Regions from separate parts of the Homo sapiens genome. Here region 1 is linked to region 2. A link is a loop called in an ENCODE intact Hi-C map of the cell type or tissue named here. Cell type or tissue: CD4-positive, alpha-beta T cell. All regions are shown on one strand.

Region 1 (2,500 bases), 680 kb after region 2:
GACGAGGGTAATGCTAAATAACTACCTACGTGGAAAGCTTTGTGAAAGCTGTCTTTCTTCATAGAACTCTGCCTGGAAGATCAAATCTGTCTCCTTGATTCAGAAAGTTAGTAGACCAGACAGCATTGTAATTAAGTAAGAGGAAGAACAGGTGAGAACGTGGAGGAAGAGAAAAGAGGAGAATAAAAAGAAAAAGTGGGGAGGAGGAAGAGAAGGAATAAAAGAAGGAAAAGAGGAAGGAAGAGAGAGGATGAGGAAGGGAAGGAAGGAAAGGAGAAAAAGGGAAGGTGGGAAAGAGGAAGGAAAGGCAGAAAAAAGGGAGAGAGGAAAATGGATGGAAACTTTTTCCGTGGGAGTATTATTCAGATATATTTGTAACATACATCAAAGTGTCCTTTTCTTTTAATGTATCCTGTCGATTTGTCCAGTATTTGCTCATATATATATATGATTTTTTTTTTTGCTGTGATTCCATGCCATCAACTAAAAATTATTGCATAAGGGGAAGCTAATTTGGGAGGAGCAATTTTCTCAGAACTGATTGCAGAAACAGCCATACAATTATCTCAACAGAGCACTTAGCACAGTGCTGAAAGGGCCGCGCTTTAAGATTTACCCCCATCTCCTGCATCCTGGCTGAATTTCGTGCATCCAATCACCCTCCAAATGAGACAGACTGAAATCTTACCTCCTGAAAATGACCATGGATCAGGGGATGCCCGAGAGTTGGGGTCTGAGGTTCTCTTCTTGCCCTCAGGTCTTCCCCTCTCGGGGCTGACCAATTTCTGAAACAGGTGCTTGGATGGTGGAAAGCTGGTCTCATGCAGCCTGCTTCCATGTAAAAGGTGCCCCTGGTGGAACGATCTAACTCTTCTAATCTCTGGCCACTCTGTGTTTCTGATGGAAAAGATTTGCAAGCATGCTTTGTAAGATGCTCTACTAATATATGATGGTATTAGAAGTCATAGTAGAAATAATTAGGAAGATATTTGGATTTCTTGGACAAGTTGCATATTTGGACAAGCTCTTTGGCTTGAACTTTAGAAATGGAGTGTGTACATATGTGATTCAGGCACTAGAGTTTAGGCAAGATAAAATAATAGCAAAAAATGTGTGCCCTGGGTTGTGACAACCAGAGTTTAAAGGCCAATCTATGAGACCTTGAGAAAGATATTTAATTTCCCTAAACTTCAGTTTATTCCTAAGTAAACTGAGGAAATGAACAGCATTTCCTTTACAGTGTCAACGCAAGGATTCAATGCTACAATATGGATAAAATGCCTGGCCACAGTTTCTACTCCAGAAATGTTGGCCATTATTATTGCTAATGTCATTAGGCCCTCCTGACAATAATCCCAGAAGGTTGGCACTCTCCCCATTTTCCTAGATGATAAACATGAGGCCCAAAGAGGTGACACAGCTGGCCCAGTGTCACCTCCCTGATAAGGGAGGGCAGGGGCTCCAACCCGGGCAGCTTCCAAAGCCCCCCTCCTCTGTGCAGCTTAATGAGGGCTTCAGCTTCACGCTTCTCTCCCCTTGATTAGGTGTTAAATATTTACCATCTTGCCTTTCTTCCTCTCTACCCTCTTTAAAAACGGTTTAATTAAAATCATTCGTTGAGCTCATGATAAAAATATGTAAATGTGATGATTTTTGTGAAATGAATCTATTGTTGCCCTTTCATTCCCAAGGGACTGTGGATAAGAAGGGATGGATAGCTGGGTCTTCCACACGTTTGAAAACACACTGTAGAACTGATTTCAAGGTCTGGTGGCCACGGGATCCAGCAATTTATGTATGTGAAGCACAAGTGGGTTTGTAGGCATGGGGTGGGCATGGAGGGCGAGAATGACCTCAGTATTCCTAGAGAACCAAGTGGAATGAGCTGGAGCAGGTAGAGTTGAGGGGAAACTCATTTTTACTTCCTTGCATCTGCTCTGAGTGGCCTACCCTCCTCCAACTTGCCCACCAGAAGGCAGCCCGGTGACCTCTGCCTCCTCCTTCTCTGATGCCACATATGGACACTCATGCCTCCCCCGAGTTCCTGCCTGGCATATGCCCTCAGTAGAACTCAGTACGGTTCTTTTGTTCATTAGGCAAATGCTCTGGAGTTCCAGCCTTGCATTTAGTACGTATTTCCTTACTGAGATTCAGTGGGCCAGGCACTGGGATAAATGAGGACCCCCTTGCTTAAGGTTTCAAGAAACCTAGGAATGGTCACGTCTACTTCAGAATGTCTGGCCTAACACAAGTCAGAGGAAGGACAGTCTCCTACACCAGCACCTTTGACATATTCCTGCTCCTTGCCAACCATAATAAAATACTCCTCTGAAGTTTGCTCCTGAGTCTCACCGAGCTGGATTAGGAGCTATTTTTAAATTTTATTTTATTTTGTTTTATTTTATTTTATTTTATTTTATTTTATTTTATTTTATGCTCCAGGATATATGCGCAAGACATCCAGGTTTGTTACATAGGTAAATGTGTGCCGTGGTGGTTT
Region 2 (2,500 bases):
CCTAGAAGTGCCAGATGACCACAGTTCATGCCTGTGCCTACCCAGAACAGGCAGGCCTGAATCTCACACACTGGAGTTTCAAGTCTGTGCTGGCTTCTCCTCCATCTTCCCTCTGTAGCAAACCGGAAAAAGAATCCTAATTTCCCGTTGGGGTGGGAGGAGATGAGCTAGGATCAGGATAATGATTTTTAAATGTGAGCCAGGCATTTGACTTCACGTTATTTCTTTTCCCCCTCACGCTCTTAATACTTAGCATTTTTTTTCTATCATCCTTAAGACAAAGTAGCTGGCAAAATATTTAAGTGATCAGAAAAAAATATTTTTATTTGCCCGCGTGCGAATTGGGTTATCTGCCTATCTTGTTTATGAAATTTGGCGCTGCCTTTCCTGCACAGTACGTTCGCCTCTCAAATCTTTCCCGGCTCCCATTTCCATATTTCTGCGTGCTTGTTCTTTGTTAATCACTTGGCAAGCGCTTATTTGAATATTAAAAATTTCTTTAATCATCAAAGGCAGGAGCACAGTCTCATGAATATTCATATTTTTCCCCCTCCTCAGACTGGATTCTAGTTCATTACCCTGCAGTAAAAGCCAAACAGCCATCAATCGCCCTCATTACAGGCTCTGGCGTTTTGATTGGCTGCCTGCTGCCCAGAGCTTTTTTTTAATTTTTTTAATTTTTTCCCCCTTCTCCTATGAGCTGTCTTGTACCTGCCAACAACCAAAAAAAAGAAAAAAAAATCAACAATGCAAGAATAAATTTCTCTGGTTGGAAAACAACTTTGCAAACTTGTCAAACAGTCCTTGTGGCTTGCTGCTGCCACCGCTGTAGCGTCCACCAGCGCCACCTCCTTCCCCCCGCTGTCCTTCCCCCACCAAAAAAAGAAAAAAGAAAAAAAAAAGAAGCCCAAGATAAAAGAGAGGGGGGAGAGAAAAATAAATAAATAAATAAATAAAAAGGGAGAAACTTGAGCCTCAGAGATGAATATTTGTCAAGAGAGTTGACGTAAGTTTCATTTGCATAATGACTTTGTACTTCTGCATTAATAAAATTTGCATATGAAGCCATGTTAATTACTCCTGATCATGCTTTTTGCATTCATGCATAGTAATTTTCTCCGACTTGTGAGAATTAATGTCTTGGCATGGGGGGAGGGGGCGCGGGGACTGTCAGGTTCCCTTGCCAGTGTCCCTCACTCACACGCGCTGCCTCCCTGGCTGTCTCCTTCCTTGATCTATGACTCATTTCTGCACTATCAGTAGGAGTTCTCAGCTTAAAAAAATGTATCAATTGAAAGGCACCAGTAGGGAGAAAAATACTCGTCTCCTGCACAGTGTATTCCAGACCACCTCTCTCCAGCTCTGAACATGGAATCTGTAATCCTCCCATTTGGGAGGGGACGCCCCAGAGGCTTCAGGGGTGGGGAAGGCTCGAATTCCCCCTGAAACCCGGATGGGGCTTTTCCAGGCGTTTTTGTGTCTCCACGCTCCTCGGCGGTGGGCGTGTTCGCTGGGTGAGTGCGCATGTGTGAGGAACGGAGCAGGAGCCTCTGCAAAGTCCCTCTAGAAGAGAGACGGGTGACAGACCCCTGTGGAATGCTTAAACCCATGAAGGCATCAAGAATGAGCTTATCTAGCATTGCCCTGTTTTGGAGCCTAAGAAGAGGCATTTTAGGGGCCTTATTTTTAGACTTTTTTTTTTTTTTTTTTTTTTTTTGTGCATAGACCTCCAAAGCCAGCGTTTTTTTGGGAGTGTCTTGCAGGTCTTTGCAGGGCGCTTTGCTATGCTCAGAGAACATCCTCTTGCTTTCTTCGCTGGGCAGCGATGATGCCTTGGAAAGGACCATAGGGAGTGGGGAAAGTTTCAGAATGGAAAGCAAGAGAATGATAGTGACCGTTTGGTGAGTTTCCTGGATCTCCGGCTCTGGCTCAGGGCTGACCTGACCCTTCCTTTAAAGTTGAGGGAGCTGAGGCTCTGAGAAAGTGACTCACCTTCAGTCACGAGGCCAGGAGACAGCCGAGGAGGAATTTGAATCCAGTCCTCTCGGTCCTCAAGGCTGTGCGGCCTGGGAGCTCTGGTGGCTTCCTCTGTGCGTGTGTGGGTGCATACCCTGTCCCACATCTCAAGCGCTCCTTAAGTGCTTTCTGGATTTCCCAGCTTCACTTTTAAAGGCAAATACCCCTCCTCTGAGGAAGGATGGGGGCTGGGAGGTAGCCTGGGACAGGTACTGAGGCTGTTTTTTCAAGTTGAGGTAAGAGTCACATGATGTACAATTGACCATTTTAAAGTGTACAATCAGTGGTTTTGGATCTATTCACAATGTCGTGCAGCCGTCACTCCTGTCTAAGTCCCGAGCATTTTCATCACCCCCCGAAGAAACTCTGTGCCCATTAGCCACCCCTCACACCCCTACTGGCTCCCCCCAGCCCCTGGCAACTGCTACTTTCTGTGTCCGTGGATTTGCCTCTTATGAACATTTCGTATCCATGGAGTCATGCC

What was found. Hi-C counts contacts between places; a loop is a spot of excess contacts. Peaks named below come from ENCODE experiments on the same cell type or tissue, not always from the same donor. Only the 100,000 strongest peaks of a DNase experiment are listed, where the experiment ranks them.
Region 1: it touches region 2 in a loop (8-fold over the local background); 1 of 110 quality-filtered maps calls a loop at or near these places.

Annotation. Positions count from the first base shown.
Region 1 is chr14:98,551,133-98,553,632 of GRCh38, reverse strand. No RefSeq gene overlaps it. Among named protein-coding and RNA genes, the nearest start is that of LINC02914, 160 kb to the left of the region's middle. In CD4-positive, alpha-beta T cell, no CTCF peak of the experiment used is centred here; no DNase peak of the experiment used is centred here.
Region 2 is chr14:99,234,073-99,236,572 of GRCh38, reverse strand. The region is part of intron 2 of BCL11B (BCL11 transcription factor B); the gene reads left to right. Among named protein-coding and RNA genes, the nearest start is that of BCL11B, 37 kb to the left of the region's middle. In CD4-positive, alpha-beta T cell, no CTCF peak of the experiment used is centred here; DNase peaks (open chromatin) are centred at 752, 1,182, 1,512 and 2,072; H3K4me3 peaks cover 2,500 bases; H3K27ac peaks cover 2,500 bases.